2 separate regions of the Homo sapiens genome follow, and region 2 is linked to region 1. Evidence: chromatin loops called from intact Hi-C (ENCODE). Cell type or tissue: CD14-positive monocyte. All regions are shown on one strand. Each heading gives the region's core, and the rest is flanking DNA. Links, peaks and the distances in the headings are about the cores only.

Region 1 (11,209 bases), core at 3,178-7,177:
TTCATGGCACAGGGGTGCCATGAAGAAGAGGAAATAGGGACAGGAAAGGCAGAGGCAATGGGACCCTGGGATGCCCGCCCATGCTGCCATCAGAGCCATACTGCATCTATTTTGAATATTGGGATTCTAGGAAAAAATGTTCGAAAGCCATCACTGACATCATAGAGAAAAGTTTCACTTTAAATAATAAAAAATAACATTTATTGATCACTTATATGTGCCAGATGCTGTGCTTAGCAGCTTATATAATATCTTATTTAGTCCCCATAATAGCTAAAGGAGGTAGGTATCATCTTTACAGATGGGGAATCTGAGGTTTAAAGAAATTAGGTAACTCAACCAAGTTTCCACAGCTTGCAAATGGCAGAGATGATATTTTAACTTAGACTATCTGTAACTGTCTCTAGAGTCTGCACCCTTGGGCAAGTGGGTGAAACTTCTGACTGGAAAACAACTGAGAGGAGTACCACATTGGTATAATCCAGAAACCAAACATATTTTTTATGGTGGAAGATATTTATGTGGGAAAGAGGCAAAAGCCTGCATTTGGATTCCAGAACACAATTACATCACAGTGTGGATATTTCAAGAAAATTGATCAGGTTATTTGCTCATTTATTGCAGAGAAGTGTTTCCACTGGGTGGAAGAATAACACCTTCTGAGTGTGTTACAAATCTGAGAGTCTAGGATCCTGTGATAAGAAAGTTCTTTACACAGCAGAATGGGCTGTCTCACTACATCGTGAGTGCCTCGTCACTGGTGGCGATCAGGAAAAGAGCTAGTGTGCATGGGGACAGGTTGATTTAGGGTCGTTTTTAGATGTAAGATTCTACCATCTAAAGGTTGCTGAGCATAAGGCCAAATGTCTCAAAGCCCTAGTGTTTGACTTTAAGCAACATCATCTTCCCTAGACTCACCTGGCAGAAGAAATCCTAGTCTGATAGATTCAGCTTCAGGGTGGGACCCTCAATCCATGGGGCTTGGGTTTTATCCTAGAAGAAATGGGAATACACAGCAGGTGTTTAAGCAATAACCTGATATTAACATATTTGCATTTTTGAGAGGTAAGTATATCAGGGACAAGAAATTTGATTGAGAAAAGCAGCTGTTACAAAGGCCCAAGTGAGAGAGACATTTCTAGGCCAGAGCAGATGGAGCCAGAAGTCTTGGGCTGAGATGGGGAAGGGGAGGGTGGAGTCCAGGACAACACCCAGGTGAGGGCTGGGCTGGGCGGAGCTGTCCAGAACAGGCGGTGCTTGTGCCCGCAGGCTGCAGGAACACTAGGGCACAAGACCGTCCACAGGGAAGCTTGTCTGGGGAGGAGCACTGTGGGAAGTGGGTCATAGTCTTGGATGGCTCCACAGATGGATTAGTCGGAAGTGGATCAGGAGCTGGAGGTCGGGCGTCAAGACAGATGGAGCCCTGTAGTCCCTACCCCACCTGTGATTTAGGAAACAGGTGAGGACAAATGAGAGTCTGGCTATACAGACCTCTGGGTGGACTGGAGGCCGCAGAGAGGGAGATGTCATTGCATGGCTGTGAATCCCATTGACCAAGAAGCCCAGCATCACTACCCTCCCATTCCCCATCCACTTGGTGATCCCATATTTACCAGACATGAAGGAAAAACACAATTCTGGGAGACTTCGCCAGCTGCCACTTCCCCCTGGACTTCAGACTAAACTAGTTCATTCTCTTTAGAAATTCAACCACATCTACCTATTACTCTAGGAAAATCATGTTTCCCCCTAGTTAGTGTTTTGATATGTTAGTCTCTTTTAATTCTACTTATTAACACTCTGCCTCTCCTTTCCTGTACATGAAACTGAGGCTTAGTTTCATTATCTATAAAATGGAGATAATAGTAGTGACTGTTATTATATAGATAGGTAATGCATATTCAATTCTTAGCACATAGTACATATCCAGTGCAAGTTAGTTGTTGTCAGGAAGGAGATGCTAAACCAAATGAGGAGGAATCTGGCTACTCTCATGGGATCAGATGAGTCTGATACAGGGTTTTTTGGAGAGGAGAGTAGAGAGAAGAAAGAGGCATAAAAATGGAAGCGAGGCCAGGAACACAGGGTAGCAGAGTCAAGAGGGTTAGGATGACTGTTTGGGGGATGCCAAGGCCAGAAGGCAGGGAGTAGCACAATACCACATTACTCAGATGCACCTGCTCATGATTTTATTCAGCTGCTGAGTCTGACTCTCAGGTAACTCAAGTGTGCTGGTCTTAGGACAGAGCCATCTACGTGTGTATATCTATGTGCACTGTAGCCACCTGTAGAGTCTGGAAAACCTAGTTCTAATTTTAGTTTTTGGCATTTACATACTGTGTGATTTTTCCCAATCTACTTCTCCTCTCTCCATGTAAATGTCTTCAGCTGTAAAATGAAGGAGCTGGGTCACATTGTCTCAATGATCGCTCCCACCTCTGACGTAGAATGCTGAGCCAATTCCATCTGGTCCAGTATTCTCCCTGACAAAAAATGTCAACCTGAATGATAGTTTTATATGACCTTTATTGAGGGTCTACAATTTGCCAGGTCATGGGCTAGGCACTTTTACATCCATAAACACATTTGGTCTTCAGAACACATCTACCATCATGGGTTCTGAGTGCCATGTTGACAGTACCAATAGTATATTATCATCTCTATTTCTTTTATGTCTTATTACATTGGTTGAATGCTATCATTTTCCTTATGCTCTTTAGTACTTTCAACACCAATTTTCATTCTCTTTCTGAGCCCTAAATTGCTTTGGGAAACTGTCTCCCTGATTCTCCTGTCCTCCTCCAATTCTTTCCTTTATATTCCCAGGGAGACAGATCTTGTATGGCATAGATACATTTCTAGTCATTGTCAGGCTATTGACTGTGCCATAATTCCAAATACCTTGAATCAGGGTCCTCCTAGTACATAGAAAATTGTGGTTGAGGATAAGCCTTAGGCTATGGAGCTGGTGAGGGCTGGACAGGGCCAGAGACCATCCAAGCAGACTGGGTTCCAGTGGGCAATAATAATAATAGCTAACATTAATTGAACTTGTTATTTTTCTGGCATTAGGTTAACCAGTGGTTCTCAAGCAGGGCTGATGTCAGGAGATTTTGAGAAATATCTGGAGACACTGAGTTGTCACAACTGAGCAGGAGGTGGGCTGCTGGCCTATAGAAGATAGGGGCCAGAGATCCTGCTAAGTGTCCTACAAAGCACAGGATACTCCATACAACCAAAAATTATCTGGACTGAAATGTCAATAGTTTTGAAGTTGAGAAACTTTGGGTAAAACTCTCTTTGTGTGATTATTTCATTTAATCATCAAACTAAGCCTGTGAAGCAGGTACTACAATTATTATTACCATCCCTATTTTACAGATGGGGAAACTGAGGATTAGATGCATAAAGCGATTTGTCCAAATTCACCAAACTAGAAGATGACAGAGTTAGGCTATGGTCCCAAGTTTGGCTGACTCCATGTGCACACCATTACTTTGCTGGAGACTAAAAGGTCAGGTCAACTGAGCATGTAGGTCAGGACAAAGAGTATGGTCTGGGGATTGATTCTTAGAGGTATCTCAGGAGTCCAGGGCTCCCTTTAGCCCAGTAACTACCCAGCCTTGCTGCCTGTGCAAGAGAACAAGCAATGTTCTCTGAGCCCTTACCTGTTGGGGGCAGAGTCTCCCAAGGGTCCTTGGGTTGATCTGGGAGCTGACCTGACCTTGATTGTTCTTAGCTGAGCTGAGCTGAGCTGAGCTGGAGAAGGCAGGGCCACCATCCCAGTGTCTTAAGCCTCCCAGTCCTATAACTCTGACCTCTGCAGCTTTGGAATCAAGCGCAGGGAGGAGCCTGACTGACAGCTGGAGACACATGCTCTCAGTCAAGTGAGCAATGCGGCAACTGGCCAGGAGGCAGATCTCCTCCTCCAATTTTATCTGCAAACGTACTCAGAATATCAGCACAATGGGGAATCCACAAATGCATGCATGATAGTAGGACCCTGATAATGAGTGAAAGAATAAATAAAATGGGTGAATACATACATTTTCTATGAGGTCAAGCCTTGAAATACAGTGAATGAGCTGGGCATGGGTGGAAGAGGGGAAGGCAGGGCTGGGCCAGTGAAGTGATACATTCCTGGGTGGGATGGTGCCAAGTCCTCAGGATGGGCCAGCAGAGCAGCAGCTGGATCTGCATCTTATAGAACACAAGCCATGGGGGACTGCAGGGAGGTTGTGTTCTGAGCACTTTGTAGGCTTTACTAATTTCTGGACTTCATTGTTGAGATCTGTTGGCAACCAGGCTTTAAACTTAGTAACCTCCAGCCCCAGAGGAAGCAGAGCCTAGAGCCATCTGCCCCAGGACCTCCCCTGGGTTAAGGTTGAGGCCTCAGTTGGACTCACCAATTTGACTTATTATTATTAAGGTGGGAATAATTCTCAATATTCTGATTTCCCCTTCTAGGTCCTTTCAAAGACTATATTTATACAGAAAAAGTGGCTTCATGAAATCCAGGGAAACCGGCTCGAGTCACAGCACTCTGGGATCTTTGTTGTTTTGTTTCCTCTATGGAGAAAGGAGAGGAGGGGACGAAGGGAGAAAAGAAACTGAAATTCACTAAAGGTTTATTTTGGGCTGAGAACTTGTCATGATTACATAAGGGAGGTGGTGAAGTGCTGTGCCTCAAAGCGTGTTGTCAGGCAGACCCGGGTTGCCAGCGACTTGGGTAGGTGTCTTCATCTCCCTAAACCTTAGTTTATTCATTGGTAACGTGGGGATATTTGTATCTACTTTCTAGAGTTGTGATGAAGAGTTGATGAGCTAATGCACAAGATGTGCTTAGCCCAATGGCTGGTACAAAATAGGTGATCATTAAGTATTAGCCAGCGATTATGATTTTGAATCAGATACTCTTAAGCCCCTTGGGAAGTGGGACTCACTGTCTCCACTTTACATATGAGGAAGTCGAGGCTCGGAGGGGTTATTGCGATGCAGCTTTGCTCTCAGTTCCTCTGGCACGTCGTGGCTGACCTCCAAGGCCAGGTCAGGTGCCCCTTCTCTGTGCTGCCCTGGCCCCTGCACTTCCATCTCAGCTTTGTTTACACCACAGTGTGAGCCTGTTCAAAGTTACAGCCCCCACCACTCTGTAGTCCATGGGCACAGGCTCTGGGCCTAGAGGCCCGTTCTCTGTTGCATTCTCAGCACCTAGCAGGGTGCCTGGTATGTGGTGAAAACTGCCACTATATCAGCTGGCTGATAGGTAATTCAGGACCATTTGCTTTAGTGGTCTGAATGATTTGCTTCTTTCTCATAGCAATAGTGTGTGTGTGTGTGTGTGTGTGTGTGTGTGTGTGTGTGTTCATAGGAATGATGATTAAAGTGAGTGTCTGGGAACATCCCTTAGATCTTACCAGGTCTCTTCTCTTTGGCATATTGACAATGGCAAACCCCGTTTGTTTTACCTATCCTTGCTTCCCACCTCTCTCCGCCAATTTCTAAGGAATCCAGGATGCAACATAAAATTCCCAAAGAGAGACAGTAAATGTGTCATCCATCTAGAAGGGATTGGGAGTCAGTTACACGCTATGTTCGTGCAGAAATATGTAAATTACAGTGGGTTCTTGCAAGTTACATGGAAACAAGGGCAGATTCAGCATGGGGTTCTTAATCTTTCAACGACTCAGTTTATTTCTTCCACTTTTCACTCCTAGCTTATCTACCCCTCCCATCTCTCATGAGGATTGCTAAATATGGGACTTTGGCCAGCTGCTGGAGGGTGAGCTGAACTCCACAGAATAGCTGTTCCTAGTTCCTTGATTCATTCATGCATTCACTCGTTCATTGTTTTCAGCATCTATCCTGTGCCAGGTACTGTGCTAAGCATTGGGCATACAAAGCAGCACAAAGGGAGACAAGTCTCTGCCCTCTGGAGTTTATAGTCATATAGTTATGCCAAGAATCCATAATTATAAACAGATATAAGTGTTTTAAAGGAAAAACTATCATTCTTTGGAGACTTGTCCTAGACCGGATGGCCAGGGAAGACTTTCCCATGGAAGTAAAACTGAGCAGGGATCTGAAGAATGGACAAGAAGGTGGCTCATGGTTGGTAGTGGGAGATGGTTTCATACAAAGTAACCAGTATGTGCAAAGTCTTTGTAAAGAGAGTTGGAACTAAAAAAGAGAATTAGAACTAAAAGGAGGCCCTTAGGGTGAGGACATGGAAGTTGGAGGACCACAGAGTGTGAGCCAGGCTGAACAGATGGGCAGTGGTAGACTATATGGGGCTTTACAGGCTAAGGTGAGGGTTTACCCTCTATTCTAAGAAAAATGGAAGGCATAGCAGGCACTTAAGAAGCTGTAGGACATGCTTATTATTAGTTTTTAAAATATTGTTCTGGCTGCTGCGGGGAGAATGAAGGATGTCTGAGTAGATGTGGGGAGACCAGCAATGAGACAAATGTGATTGTCTAGGGGGCAGACAATAATGACTGTTTGGACACAGTGGGAGTATGGAGATGGGAACCAGAACATGGGCTTAGAGGGGAGGATGAGGAGGATGTGGGACTTGAGGCAAAGGGAATTGTCCACGGAGACTTCTAGGTTTCTGGTTTGGTAACTGGAAGATGTTGGCTACTCAGAGACATCAGTGACACTGACAAAGGGAGAAGTTGGGTGGGTGTAGGGAGGAAGATAATGAACCTGCCTTGTACCCAGATAATGAACCTGCCTTGTACCCAGTGAGTCTCAGACCCTGTGGGACATGCAAGTGTAGCTGCTGGTGGGCATTAGATATATGTGTGCATCTCTCCCATGCTGGGGTCTTTAGAGAGCCAATTCCAGAACTCATTTAAGCTGCTTTATTTCTTTGTTGTCAAGTTTTGATCAGGCCATAGTTAAGGCACCTGAGTTCCATTTCTTTCATAGTAAAGTTTTTGAGTGAGAAAATTTGGTCCTACCAATAAGAGGGGAACCTGGCTCTACTTATCACCGTGGTTAAAGAGATATAATGAAAAGCCAGCTTGAAAGGGCTTCACCTGAGCCCTAAGACAACATATTCTCTCGAGAGGCCTCTGAGCCTGGAGCTGGGAGGGGTTTCTCTCACCTGTGTAGAGGTGGTAGGCGGGTTCTATTGAGTTAGAGGTGGCATTTATCTTTATTCTGATTAAGTACTTACCTATCTTTCTTTCATAATTGTTAGTAGTGTCGTTCATTTGTTTATTGATTCCTTTAGCCAACTTTTATTGAGTATACTGTTTTGGATGTTGAAGATGTACAGAGAGTAAGCTTGGGTCTCAGGTCTCATGGAGATTGCACTCCAGTTGGGGAGGTAGGCAATAGTCAAGGAAACAAACTTGCAAACAGTGTTAGTTTTCAATGACATTGGGGAAGGGCTCTCTGAGGGGTCACATTTGAGGGGGACCTGGTGGAGCCAGACAGTTATGCAAAAGTCCAGATGGTGATTGGGGGCAGCTGTGGGATCAGCCACGTGTGGGTCCTGTGAATGCATTTTTGAGGAATAGAAAGAAGTCCAGGGTGTTGGTTCAGCAAGTGACGGGGAGAGTGATAGATGAGACTGTGGAGGCCACAGGGGCAGATTGTGTAGGACTTTGTAGGCTATGGAAGAGTTTGCTCTCAGTGCATTGGGGAAGTACTGCAGGTTTTAGAGCATGAAGGTGATCTGCCCTGATTTGTTACCTAAAAGGATCACTCTAGTTACCATGTGTAGAACGGATTGTTGAAAGGTGAAGAGTAGAAGTGAGGAGTCCAGTGAGAAGGATGTTGCAGTTGCCCACTGGAGAGGTACTGAGGGCTGGTTCCAGATGATAGTGGCGGTCAGTGGCTCTCAAGTTTTCATCTATGGGCTCAGATGAATAACAAATGTCTTACGCCCAGAAGGACTCTATAATTCTGTCATCAATTGCTTGCCCTAGTACCACTGTAACTATTTTCCAGAACTAACAAGGGTGAGTAGGGAGTTGTCCCTTGGTATCCATGGGGGAATGGTTCCAGGATCCCTTTCAGATGTCAAATCTGAGGATGCTCAAATTTCTTACATAAAATGGTGTAGCTATTTGCATATAAGCTGCCCGCATCCTCCTGTATACTATAAATCATCTCTAGATTACTTATAATACTTAATACAATGTTAAGTACAAAATAGTTGTTACACTATGTTGTTTTTCTATTTGTGTCATTTTTATTGATGTCTTGTTATTTTTAATTAATTAATTTTCAAATATTTTTGGTCAGAGGTTCGTTGAATCTGTGGATATGGGACTCTTGGATACAGAAGGCTGACTATAAATAACTTTTTCCATTAAGCAATCTGTATGCTTGATTTATCTTTTAGCATCATCGTTGTTGTTTTCACCAACAAAGTCATTGAACAATAAATGGTTTGTGTTATCTTTGGGGATATCCAATAACAGAGATAGAAAGATGTACAAGTAGATAGTCCTCTAGGCATGCAGGTGAGTTTGCAGTCTAGCTTTAACTGATAACAGATATCTAGGTCTTGGGAAACATTCCTGTAAGTTTGAGTTGCATTTTCAAATGCATGAAAAGCCATGATTTGTTTAAGAAAAGCTAAATAGTTCACTCTGCCCAGAACATAGTTTAGGTGCCACAGTAGTGATTTGGCGGTGGTGATGAAGGTGGAATATCTGGAGTAGAAAGTAGAAAGGCTTTGATAGGTAGAATTTGGCAGCAGTAAAGAGCTAATCAAGTCTTCAGTAAAGAGAGTGACATGTTCAAATGCATGCTTTAGAAGGATCATCCTGGCTGTGGGGAGGAGAATGGATTAGAGAGGGTGAGGCTGGAGGTGGGGAGCATGAATAGGAATAATCCCAGGGAATTATGTGATGAATGTTTAGATGGTGGAGATGGCAGGGCCTGGTTGGGTGTAGAGGGAGCAGGAATGAGGCAGAGACCGGTTGGGAGAATTCCAAGGTTTCTGGCTTGAGTGACTAGAGAGATGGCAATGATATAGCAATAGATTGTTATAGCTACTGAAGTACCTTGTTTCTATGTTTTATAAAATAAAAAGGAAGATACTGTCAATTGCAAAAATTATTGGAGTTCTCCCCCTCACCTCCTATATCTTCGCCCCTCTGAAATATATCTCTGCAGCTCCTGCCATCAAAAGTTGGAGTCTGTTTCCCCACGCCTTGAATCTGGGCTGGCTCTATGATCCACTTTGGACAACAGAATTTGGTGGAAGTGATGCTATGCCAATGCTGAGGTGAGGCCTCAAGAGGCCTTGTGGGCTGTGACTCTTTTGGAACGCTGCCTAGCTGTCACGTGAACAAGGCTACTGCATGATGAGAGACCATATGGAGCCAAAACATGCCTTTCCAGCTGAGGCCCTCCTAGTCCAGCCAGCCCTAGATGCACAAGCTGGTGACCAAAGATACATGAGTGAGTCCAGATGAGAAGTCCCTCGTTGAGCCCAGCCCAATTGCTGATCCACTGACTTGTGAGGTACATAAATGACTGTTGTTTTAAGCCATTATGCTTTTGGGTGCCCTGTTAGCAAAAGTGAAGTGATGCCGGTATTTATGAAATAGATGTAAAGCTTTACTGAACTCTCCAGTGTGAATGGAGGACTAAATTAGAATAAGAAAGCCTCTTGCTTAACCCTCTCATAAAATTCTCAGGATATTTTGTTTAGTGAATCAGTCAGTGTGCATTTTTCCAGAAAATGCATTATACCCCTTTGACGACCTTAGTTCTTATCCCTGTCATGATGGGGTTTTGCTAGCTTTGGGTGACATAGGGTGATCCACACTCCTGGTTTGTCTGGAACTCTCCTGAAAGTCCCACATCCTGGGAAACTCTTCAGTCCCAGGTGAGCCTGGACAGTTGATTACTCTACATCTGCACTTCACTTTGTTGTTTGCAAGTCAGATGTGCCCACATTCACCTATGGGCTTCTGATGACAAGGCAGGCTTTAATCTGGCCTGTTTTACAGATGGTAAACCTGAGATCCAGCAGGTTCAAGGTGCCCACCCAGGATCACTGAGCTAGACGGCAGAGAAGAGAGGAGTTGAACCCAGGTCAGCCTAATGCTGTTCCTCCCCACCTGCTGCTTCCAGGGTGGTTACACCAACTCTTTATTACTGGGCTGTGAAGTGAGGGGCTGCATCTCAGGTCCATTCCCCAGCAGCACAAATGCTTTTCCATTTTGATGATTTACAAACACCAGTGAGGTCTGACACCAAGAGAGAAGAGACTCTGGCTTATTCTGTAGCTCACACTTTGTAGAGATGACTTGGGCCACTGGCAGTCTTGACCTAACCCTCTGAGGCCAGAAGAGCTGCCACCCCAGATCTGCAAATGGCAATATAAGTGAGACTCAGCTCCAGAGAAAGACCTTGGAGAATCCAGAAAAAGACGAGACGTGGGAGGGGAAAGGGATGGGAATAGAGAACTGGTTTCATCTCTTTTAGGAACCTTGTTGATGCTTTATCGTGAACTCTTTGTTTAAAAAAAATCATTTTTCATACATTCAGAATTCCAAGCTGCTGAAAATTTCCTCCTGTGATGAGACGCATTCAGAACAAAACGTGCAGCCTGATTTGTCTTTCCCCAAAATCAAAGGCAGTATTCTAAAGAGACTGCATTTGCCACACAAAGGTGGCAGATGTTTGCTGAGATTATAGCTGCACAAGCGTTCCGCACGTTCAATCTTGGGAGCATTTCAGTTTTTGAAAAGAGAAACAGTTTTGTGTCATTCCTGGATGCCCAGGAAGCTTCTGGTACCTACAGTGTGGAGCTCTGGTGGGGTGTGGACAAAGGCGGGTTTGCTCACCTGGCTTTCCATGATCTGGATGTCTTGCAGAGCAGTTGCTGAGTAAGACTGGGCTGAAGCACAGTGTGGTAGGAAGTCAGCTCATCAAGTATTCCTTAGCACCTATGTGTACCCCCATAATGGTGTTAGGTCCTCCAGGCAGGGATGTGTGCCCTTCAAGGTGCTGCAATTCTTATTCTTGCCCTCATGGCCTTTGTAGTCTGAAGGCTTTCTAGGCCCACAAACTTAGAAAGTTGATTTTAAAGTTGAGCTAGTTTTTAACTTTCCAAACATATTTACTCTCATTCATTCCCCTCTCTTGATTTCCTATGCTGGAGATCTGACAGTTTCCCAGATTTCTCTTTCCCCCATCCCTGGAATATAATCAGTCACAGAATCTTAAATCTTCTATC
Region 2 (11,209 bases), core at 4,552-8,551, 57 kb before region 1:
GCTGAAGTTTCCCAGGCGGGATTACAATCTACACGTTTCACCTTCCGGCTACTAGGAGGATGGCATGGGGGCTTTGGGGGGCTGAATGTCAGTCTGGGGCTCCGGTCTTCCTGGGAGGGGGCACAAGTCCTCAGCGGGGGATTTGTACCAGCCGCTAAGCAGATAATTGCTTGTCAGATTGATTGAAGGCTTTTCAAAATGTCTTTTCCTTGGAACACCCTCCCATTCCCCCCACCCCCCGATGAGTGGATTATTTGAGTTGGAACTGTTCCCCCTCAGTTTTTTTCCCCTCCTTTCTCAAAGTAGTAATTACTGCCGAGTAGCCCTCCGTGGCGTTTCCTGTCATTTGGAGGCTGAAGCCAGCGGCTGTTTCCTCTGCTGGGTGAAGGACGAGCAGGCCAATTAGGGAAATACCCCACCCCCTAGCCTGGCCCTGAGCCCCTGGGGCCCCTGGCGGCCTCGATGGGGCTAATGGGGCCTGGCAGGTGGAAAGGAACTGGTGGACTGATCAACTGAGGTAGTCCTGGCTCTCTTCCAAATCCTGAGACTGTCTTCATCCTTTGTGTCCTTGCTCCCTTGTGTGTGTGCGCGCACACACTCACGTGCGTCTAACTGTGTGTGTACATGTAAACTGTGCACAGGCTCTTGGGCCCCAGTAAAAATCTCAACCTGCGTCACCCACAGTGATTTTCCCAAGGGAGCTTAGCCTTGACCATTTCTTCAGATTTGAAGAAGTCTGCAAAGTATCTGCATTGTAAGTGGATCGATGGCTTGCAAGATGCATAGACAGGAGATAAAGCAAGAATAGTGAGAGGCTCATTGCTAAATCAAGGTAGTGGGTTTAGGGGCGCTCATGGCACAGTGCTTTCAACTCTTCCATGCTTTCAGAATATTCACAATAAAATGTGGGTAAAAAGTTTACAAGGTCGCTCTACAATCCTCCTATCCACCCCACCCACACTCAGGATTCGTAATCTCCGCTAGCCTTGAGTTTTGTTTTAATGCTGCTCCTCTTCCTCCTCCTCCTCCTCCTCCCTTCCATCTTCTCCTCTTCCTCCCTCTGAGACTTTGTTCTCAGTCACAGAAGCCAAAGCTGAGCAGGACGCAGACTAAGATGAGATGAAGAGTTGAGGCTCATGAGTCAAGATGGTTTGAGTCCATTCCAAGCTCTCCCTCTTTGTGACCTTGCGGGAGTGACTTAACAACTTTGTGCCTCAGTTTACTCATCTGTGAAATGAGGCTAATAACAATAGGACATTCATAAGGTTGTAGTGAGGGTTGAATGAGAGAATGCACGTAAAATGCTAAGCACAAAGCCTCAGTCCATAATCTGTGCTTAACAAATGTTTGGTAAACAAATAATAAAACGGACCTCATAAGGAGATGTGGACCTCGGAAAGAGATGGAAGGGAACATGTCAGAGAGATGAGCATGGCAGCGAATTGTGTGTTTGGGGGATCCCACGGGTTTCAACGTGTCTGGACCACGGATGGGTGGTGAAGTGTGGAGGGCTGGGAGTGAGAGGGAGGCTGAGAAGGATACTGGGACCGCTTTGCTTTAGTGATTATCAGCATGGTCTCTGGGATCAGGTGGCCCAGATCAAATCCCACCCCTACCACTTCCTAACTATATGACTTTGGATAACTGACTCATCTCCATGGCTTAGTTTTCTTATCTGTAGAAATGGGAATCCCAATAGTTCCTACCTTAGAGGGCTGAATTAACTGAGTTAATAAATGCAGAGAACTGCCATCTGGCCTGTGGGAAAGTCGGATAAAAGTGTTTGCTATGATTATCATTCTTAGACATGTGGACATGGGCTGCATGTGGTTGCACATGTGTGGTTGTCTCACATGTGTGTGAGTGTCTGTGTGCACGTGGGCATCTGCAGCCAGCACTTGTTTGTGGGTGTGTTTGTGTCTATATGTAAGGGTGTGGTGGGGACTGGGGTCAGGGAATCCATGGAGCAATTAAACCTCTGGGAGAAGATCCATCCATCCTGGGCAAAGAAGCCCTTTGGTGAGAAGTAGATGGCATCACTTAGAAATAATAATCAATATTACTTCCTTACTGAAAAGCCTCCAGAAGTTCCCCTTCATTCATTCAGTCGACAAACATTTGCAGAGCTCCTACTATGCAGCAGCCCCAGCCTCCCTTTCCATTTGCTTTTGGTTACATATAGCTTGTTCTTCCATGCACATTTCTCTTTGGCCTGCTAGACCCAAGTCAGATGCCGCTTTCTCTGAGAAGCTTTCCTGACTACAGAAGCCCATGCTGACGAGTTCCCTTGGCACCCAGGTTTTTATGCCCACAGCAAGGTCAGCGACTCTTGTCTAGTCACCACTGAATCCCCAGCACCAGGTGAGAGCCTCAGCCCAAGTGTTTTGAATGAGTGGATGAGTGAATTGTTCAACAGGAGGACACCCACAAGGGGTCCCGATTCTGCGGTCCAGTTCAACCAAGAGCCTGGGAGCTGGGGTTCACCAGCTTCTTAATTCCTGCCACTGTCACTTCCATCTGTGCCACTGGCTCCCCACTAGGAAGGCAGCAGAGCCTGGATGCAGACGGCTCAGTAAGAGTTAAAAGAGCAGTAGTAGGCGTTGGCTGCTGGGGACAGTGAGCTCCCCAAGGCTGCTAGAAATGTTGGAAGCAGAGGGAAGCAGGGCAGGAAAGTGGTCAGCGTCCTTCAGATAAAGAGGGCATTTGACCTTGGGTGCAGTCCAAGGCCCTTCCCTGGAGGCCCCTAGCATGCCAGGCCCTGACCCCAAGGGGAGGCCAAGGAAGCTGCCTTGACTGCAGGAGCCACACATGGGGCTGGACACTAAGCCTCGCATTATCTCCTCAGGCCACACGTTGGCTAGGAGTGTTGGGCACACAGCAGGAATGGCTCACAGGAAGCTGGAGGAGTTTCTGTCTTTCTAAGGGTCAGAGGTGGCTGAGATTTGGCAGTCAGGGAAATGGGAATTTCCTGTGTCCCTCCCCGGAGCTGAGACTGGCAGCAGGAACCCAGACGGAACTGGTAGGCCAGAAATGCAAAGATGTGATTTTCACGGCCTGTTCCCCCTGCAAGACGTAGCGGGATTGGATTTCACTGTATATACATGCATAGCATGTGTGCATGTGTGTGCGTGCTCACATGTGCATAGTGTGGGCATGTGCACATACATGTGCATAGTGTGTGTGTGCATGCACACATGTATAGTAGCTGTGGGGCAAAAATTCGGGGTTTGTGTGTCTCTAGATGAATCTGTTTTTGTGCCCAAATTTGTCTGCCTTGTTGTGAATACTCTTGGTATATGTGTGAAGCAGGAATTTGTGTGTGTCCATGTGTGCTTATATATGTAAACATACATCTACCTGAGGTGTATGTAAGCCTGTGTGCTGAACACATGTGTATGAATGCATAGGGGGCCTGATTTTAACATATGTATGTGTGTGTTGGGGCGGGGTGCACATCCTGAAAAACAGTTTTGGAGCCTAGCAAGATGGAACCACCGAAGGAGGGGACACAAAGCCATGATGCTGGAAACATCTGTCCCTTCTTTTGGCCCTGGGGTCTCTGGAGAGGGTTTTATGTTTCCTTCTTGCCAAGAAGGAAAATGTGACGCTTCTAACTCAAATATACGAGCACAGTCACTCTCTATTAAATAAGATGCCCAGTTTGGCTCACCCTGGGTTATAATTGGAGACAAGTTATTGGAAGGAGTGGCAGGAGGATCATCTTTAAGGATGAGGGGTGAGCAGAACTTCCCTTCTGCTAGGGAGGGGTCCTAAACAAGGTCCACCCCAGCCCAGCCCCATCTGGCCCCAGAGGGACACCTCAGGCAGGAGTAGGTGCAGCATCAGCAGTGGGTCTTAAGGCATCTGGTTGGAAAGGTGGTCCCTGCCTTGAATGACCACACATGAGCCCCCTAAACTCAGGAGCTCTGAAAGCACAGAGGAAGAGGCCACTGCTAAAAGATCTCACAGAGTGGGGAGAGTTTGAGTAGAATCTTCGCCTTCACAGGATTGAAGAAATTTGTTAAATCCGGCATTTGTGTGATATTTGCTCAATGTCCGTTTTGAACAGACCAGGAGTTGGTGAACTAGAATCAATAGGCCAAATGTGGCCTACTGCCTTTTTTTGTAAATAAAGTTTTATGGGAACACAGCCATACCCAGCTAATACCGTCTATGACTGCACCCACACTACAACAGCAGAGTGGAGTAGTTGTGACACAGACCCTATGGCCTGCAAAGCCTAACTATTTACGATCTGTCTCTTTACAGACAAAAATTTGCTGACCCCTGCACTAGACTGTTGATTTCATAAGGGCAGGAAGGATAAGCTCAACACATAGCAAGTGCTTAATAAGTATCAATTGAATGAATGAATGACTTAATTTTGGAGGATGATTCCAGGAAGAGGAAATAGTGTATGCTGAGGCATGGGGCCAAGAAACAACCCTAGGTGTACTGGTGATGGGAGGGTGGAGCACAGAGAAAATACGCACACACAAACACACACACACTCACACACAGTACACACATGCACACACACGCACACACAAATGCACGCGTGAATGCACACACACACACACATGCATGCAAGCATGCTGGGGAATGTGGCAGCACAGAGGTTAACACAGCAGAACGAGTGTTTGGCCAGGGAAGGCATCTCTGAGGAGGTGACACTGGACAGTATCCTGCAGACCTGCAGGCATTTTGCAGGAGAAGATGGAGGAACAGCATTCCAGGTGGTTGGACCGGCAGAGGCAAAGGCCTGGAGGCCTGACGGAAGGAAGTGTGGGTGCTGGGCACCACTAATTACACTGAATCTATTGCATATGCCTGTGATGGGACCCTTGGGCTGACATGAAGCTAGAGAGGACTTTAGGGGCAGATTTGCAGGGCCTGGAAGGGCTGTCCTCAGGGAGTGTGGACTTTGGTCTCTGGGCACTGGGGAATCAATCACTGGGGGTGTCAGTGGAGACTCCAGGGAGACCCAGGTAGGTGAGGAATTCAGGACTCTGGGCAGGCCGCTTTTCTTCTCTAGACTAGTTTTCGTGGCAAAATGGGAGTGATAATGCCTGCCTCCCAGAGTAGGGGAAGGATTACCTGAGATCAGAGATGTGAGAAATTCAGCCTGTGCCTGGCACAGAGTGGCTAACAAGCAGGGTTGTTGGACAAAACGCAGGACACCCAGTTAAAGTTGAATTTCAGATAAATAACAAACCATGTTTTAGTATAACCATGTTCCAAATATTGCACGAGACATGCTTATACTGAAAAATTCTTCATTGTTTTTCTGAAATTCAAAAATTTCAGAAATTCAAAAGTTCTAACTCAGTGGCTTGTATTATTCTTTGCTAAATCTGGCAACCTAACTGCCCAGGGATGCTGGCTGAACCTGGGTCTTTGTTGGTGGCTTCAAGGCCCTGAAAACCTGCCAGTGATGCAAGAAACAGGATGACAAGCTTGTGGGGCTGAACACTGGGGAGGTGAGGTGTCATGGAACCCAGTCATCTTGGCTAATGGGGAAGGAAGTAAAGGCTCAGAGAGGGGAAGGAACTAGCTGAAGGTCACCCAGCCAGATGAGGTCCTAGTGTTCTGCTTTTCTCCGTGGCTGGTCAAGAGAGAACTTTGACTCATGGGGGTGTTCCTTGGGACAGCTTAGAGGGATTCTACCAGACAGATGTGAGAATTCCGAGTACAGCTTCTAGAATCTTCAGGGCCATCCCAGTCTTGGCAGCAGATGCAGCGTGTGATCTTCCCCACATCCCTCACCCCATCCATGCCTCAATTCATCCAGCCATAAATTGGGTCTAATTACACCCACCTCACAGGTGAGTTGTGAGGATTAATTAATGTTTGTAAAGGCTTTGTAATCCTTGGATGAAAGATGCTCCTTACATACAAAGGGTCATTATTTTTATTATTATACAAGTGCCAAGTATTATTACCTTAATTAGCTTTTCTAGATATCAAAAGCAATTAGGCAGATCACTTGTTGAATGCCATTTTGGAAACCCAAGTCACAGAAACTCACACATTCACCTGTCATCTCACATTTTTGGCAAGGGGCCAACCTAGGCCAAAAGGTAGGGCTGAGATTTGCAAAAAAAAAATTTGTTTCTCTTTCTGGCCAAGTTTTACCCCATTGCAAAATTTTCCAGGCATTTAAAAGTACCTAAAAAACAGAGGCTTTCGTTTTTGTTTTTGTGGAAATTCTTATAAAGGGGGTTTTTCGGGGAGAAGGCTTAGTTTTGCAGCACAGGCAACCTGGTCTAAGAATGTCAATTTGTCCTGTTTTCCCTGATGTACAGAGAAGACCAGGACTTAGCCACCAGAGCCAGTCCAAGTGAGGTGAAGGCATCTCTCGATGGGGGACTACTGTGTTTCAAGCTCTATCCCAATGTATGTATATTTTAAAATTATAATCCCATGCAGTAGGTAGGAGCTTTCTGACCTTCATTTTACAAACAAGGACACTGTGGCTCAGAGATATTAAGTGACACAGCCAGGAAGTACAAGAAGAATACAAACCCAGGTCTTGCTGATTCCATAACCTACATCTAGGTTTGATGCAGTTTCTACCTCTCTGTGTTACCTGGAATCTACCTGGCCTGGGTCTAAACTGACTCATAAGTAGTCAAGAGGTTTTCTGGTATTTAAGAGATGGGACCATATAGACTGAGTAGGCCACTGTGGTGCTGGGGGCCACCTGCAACCTCAGCCTGGTGAATCTGCTCAGGCCTTGGTTCAACATGGCTTTGGCTGGTCAGGGTCTTTGGAGTTGGCTCAAAACCCCGGGGTTTAGGCAGAGGAGGGGACTGTGGCCTGGTTGTGTCCATTAGGGCAGGCAGAACAGGTCAGGGCAGAAATCAGGGGGGTGAGCCTCCCTCTGTACTGTCCAGTTAGTTGGGGTGGGTGGAGAGGGGTGAGGAGCTGGCTGTAATTAACTTTACCAGCGTCCTTAACAGAGGTGAGAGAACCTTTCCCCTACTTCCCTTTCTACTCTGTCCAGCTTCCTCAATGGCCTTGAGGACCTTCCCAAAGCTGTGACTAGGCCAGGGAGCACTGAATTGAGCCATGCTGCCAGTGTGTTCCAAACCAAGATTATATCCCAGCTCTGCAGTTCTGCAAAACCATTTTCTTTTTACAGAACTTCCCTGAGGGCTGGGTTGGGGCCTTTGTGAAGTCAGTGGGTGCATTAAGAGATTGTTGGAGTGTTGGGGGATTGAAGGATGGAAGGAGGGAGGAGTTGACAGTGTAGGAAGAGGTTGACATATTGGAATGGAATGGAAGGGTTGCTGAATGGACAGATGAATGAGATGGTAGATGGGGTTAGGTATTGGTGGATTAGACATGGAATTGTATGTATAAATGGAAGGGAGCATGGCTCCCTGAAGGGATGGGTTAGCATGTGAATGTAGGAATTGATGAGGGTGGAAGTAAATGTAGAGAGGGGTTGGAAATTTTGGTGGTTGGATGGAGGATTTGGAAAAAGAAGGGATGGTAGGTGAAGAGTTGGAGGAAGGGGGAGGGGTTGACAAATGTATGGACAAGTTGGCAGATGGGTGGAGGGATTGGTGGATGGATGAAGGAGTTTGGAAGATAAGTGGAGAATGGTGCATGGATAGAGAGAAGGTCAGATGGAGAGGAGCTGGGAAATACAGGGGCTGATTCATGGATGGAAGGATTGGCATGTGGATAGTGGAAATGGTGGTGACTGAAGGTTCTGTGGAGGTTGAAGGAGTTAGAGGAAGGGTGGAAAAGTTGGCCTATAAAGAAACATGAATCGATGGAAGAGTGTTTGGCAGGTGGGTAGGCAGTTGGTAGAAGGATGAGGAGTGGGATTTTGGAGCTTCCGGTGGGTGAAAGTTTAGATGGATGGGTGGAGGTGGGTAAATGGAAGACGGTAGATACAGGAGGAGATGTCAGATAGGAGAAAGGATTGGCAGATGGGGAGAGGAGGTGGTAAAGGGGCAGAAAAAAATGGCAGACTGGCAAAACCCTCTGGGGAAAGTTATAGGGATAGGTAGAAGTGTGGGAAAGCTGTCTAAATCCATAATGGAAGAATTGGCTTTGTGGCTTAGGCATTAGCCCCGACAGACCTCCCCTTATTTCCTTGGGCCTCAGACACCTTTTGCCTGTGGGTGCTTAGGGACCATTCCAGGTAGTAGAAACCTTCAGTGCCCAGCTCAGTAGGTGACCCTGACCGTCCTCTCCCTCCCCTCTTCCCTCCGCCTTCAGAACCAGGCTCTCCTGAGGCTCATATATCCCCAGTCTGGCAGGCTTTCTGTAATTAACTCTGCAACATTAGCCCAAAAGGTGGGGCAGGTGGGGCTGTGAAGAAAGGAGCTGACTCAGAGGCAGATGTCTATCTCCTGCTGCTGTGTCAAGTGTGGCCACTGTCCAGCACAATGGGGGCAGTGGCCAGGGTGCCTCCCTTCCCCACCAGCTGTCTTGGGTTCCACTCTGGTCTCCCCCCAAAAACTTGGGACCAAGGGAGAAAGTTAATTATGTAGGAACCTGGCAGTCACCTCTCTCTCTCTCTGTCTGTCTTTCCCTTTCTCTGTCTCTCTCATTCTGACTCTCCCTTCTATTCTCACCTCTTTCATCCATCTTTTTCTCTTCTTCTATACCTATTTCTCCCATTTATTCTCTGTTTCTATTTTTCTTTGTCTCTGATTCTTTCTCATTTTATGTCTTGTTCCCTTTCTCTCCCTCCTTTATATCTAGGTTACTTCCCGCTTGCTGTTTTTGGTGGTTCCCCCTCCCCCTTTCCTCTGTCATTTTCTCCATTTTCATCTGTTTTCTTTTCTGCCTTTCTTTGCCTCTCTCATGGGCAGGTCTCCACACCTCGCAATGGAAGCCTGTTTCTTTCTTCTGCACCGTCTCTCCTATCATATGTGTCTTTACACAAGAGCAGAATAGTTTTGAGGGATGTTCTCTCCTGGGTTTGTGTTTTTTTTTGAGATGGAGTCTTGCTCTACCGCCCAGGCTGGAGTGCAGTGGTGCGATCTTGGCTCACTGCAACCTCTGCTTCCTGGGTTCAAGCAATTCTCCTGCCTCAGCCTCCCTAGAAGCTGGGATTATAGGCACCTGCCACCATGCCTGGCTAATTTTTGTGTTTTTAGTAGAGGCGGGATTTCACCATCTTGGCCAGGTTGGTCTTGAACTCCTGACATCAGGTGATCTGCCTGCCTCGGCCTCCCAAAGTGCTGGGATTATAGGCATGAGCCATCATGTCCAGCCCTCTCCTGGGTTTTTAATTAGGCTTAGAATCTTCTCAGAAAGCTTTTCTCCTTTTCCTATTGATTTGTAATAAAAATGGGATAATCAACCCACTGGGAACCTCTGGCCAGAGCTAGAGGGGAAACAGGGGAGAGAAAATAGTGGCCACTCTGCAGACAACAGGCCCTTGTCAAGGAAGCCTCTTCCCGTGTCACAGTGGATGAGCCTTTGTTGGGGGCACAGAGGAGCAGGATCCTGGCATGGACACAGGGGAAAACCTGATATTGCGTTGACCATCTCATGGGGCCCAGTTTTCTTCTGAAGGAGCTCACAAAATACCATAGTGGTCAAAGTACTGGTGTTTGAGAGGCCCGGGTTCAAGTCTCAGCCCCAACACCACTCACTAGCTGTGGAATCTCAGACAGGTGACTTAGCCTCTCTGATTCTCACTTTGCTCATCTCTAAAATAAGACTAACAAGAATGTTCTTGTGGAGTTGTTCAGAAAATTAAATGAGAATGTTGGAAGAAAAGCACCCGTATCAGTCATGATTCAGCCAGAGAAGCAAAACCACTAAGAATGGCATAAACTGAGGGCTTTCTTATGAGGGTTTGATCCTGTGCAGTTGTGGAAGCTGGTTCAACCATCTACAGGGGGCCATTGCTTCGGTGTCTGGGCCTACAGTCAACAGAACAAGCAGGTGGGGAAGGAAGGATTGACAGGAACTGTAGGGCAAGGGCAAAGCAGAATGTGAGCTGGATTATATAAGGAGGCATTGAATCTGCATAGGTCTCTTATCTCCTCGAACTCCCCAACTTTGATGATGTGAGTAACCTGCTGGAGAAGTGATGGCTATTGTCACATTGCTGCACACATTCATGGCCAGGAGTTGAGGAGGCTGGAGGAGGAGGCCTGGCAGGAAGTGGAGGAGCTACAATCTGGGTGCTGCCCTATGTCAACCAGCAATACCTACCAGGGGCAGAGAGGCCTAAAGTTACACAGCTGGTGAGTGATGGCTCTTCCATCCGACTGCAAGTCCATGGTTCCACTGTACACACTGTGCCCTCAGTGGGAGTGGAGACATTCATGGACTTGTGTCATTGAGAAGCAGTCTAAGGAAGATGAGGCCCAGGTATCCATCTTTCCATAGGTCCTGCTTCCCCTTCTCCCATGACTTCCAGAGCATGTTCTGTTCACAGTACATTTTTAGCTCTCGGAATCTGAATTGAGGTTGTGGCTGGGCTAACCCACATCTTGGTGGCAAGGCCCAAGATTTGGAGATGAGGTGATGACTTGTCATGTACGGCAGTGGCAGTGGCTCAACACTAAGTGATCTGTGACCCCTTTGCATGCCTGGGAAGAAAGTGGCTTACTAAGAAGGAGCCCATCCAAGGACTAAATTTCCCAGGTCCTTTTGCAAAGGTGGGGCCTATGACATGTGAGTGGAAGGAATGTGCATCACTTTCTGGCCAGGGAGCTTAAGAAGAAGGTGGAGTTTCTTCATTTGTTTGCTCTCCTGCCAGTGGGATGTCAACACTCAGTGTAATCTTAGAAACCAAGTGTTGATTATGGTGGAGACTTCATCAGCCTGGGTCATTGACCTAACCCAGTGGTTCTCAAAGTGTGATCCCCAGACCAGCAGCATCAGCATTGTCTGGGAATGTGTTAGAGATGAAAAATCTCAGGCACCACCCTAGATCTACTTAATCTGAAAACTCTGGGGTGGGGCTCAGTCATCTGTGCTTTAAAAAACTTCCAGGGGAATCTAATGCATGCTCAAGCTTGAAACACCCTGCTCCTCTTAGTTACCATTCCATTCATAGCTCCTGAATGGACAGCCAGGCTCATGACGGCTCAGGAGCTTTACTGCTTACTCCCATGGCCATCCTCACCTTCCACCCCACCCTTGCCTCTCAGGGGGTTTCATGAAGAAGACAGCAGTGGCACATGCTCTATATAATTCTTAACATGAAAGAAGCAGAGGAAAATGG

The links. A loop is a pair of places that touch in the nucleus more often than their neighbours do. Peaks named below come from ENCODE experiments on the same cell type or tissue, not always from the same donor. Only the 100,000 strongest peaks of a DNase experiment are listed, where the experiment ranks them.
Region 2: a loop joins it to region 1, with 2.0 times the contacts of the local background. A loop is called at or near these places in 1 of 110 quality-filtered maps.

Annotation. Positions count from the first base shown.
Region 1 is chr20:40,577,272-40,588,480 of GRCh38, reverse strand. LOC102724968 (a long non-coding RNA gene) reads left to right here. Exons shown (of 8, transcript XR_001754596.2): 7 at 9,136-9,486. It overlaps LOC107985435 (a long non-coding RNA gene), which reads right to left and starts at 3,793. Exons shown (of 3, transcript XR_001754598.2): 1 at 3,669-3,793; 2 at 919-993. In CD14-positive monocyte, for the core only: no CTCF peak of the experiment used is centred there; DNase peaks (open chromatin) are centred at 4,680, 5,000 and 5,770; H3K4me3 peaks cover 2,040 bases; H3K27ac peaks cover 3,219 bases.
Region 2 is chr20:40,635,721-40,646,929 of GRCh38, reverse strand. LOC102724968 (a long non-coding RNA gene) reads left to right here and starts at 5,752. Exons shown (of 8, transcript XR_001754596.2): 1 at 5,752-5,825; 2 at 6,306-6,396. RefSeq lists a silencer at 2,902-3,051. In CD14-positive monocyte, for the core only: no CTCF peak of the experiment used is centred there; DNase peaks (open chromatin) are centred at 5,519 and 7,019.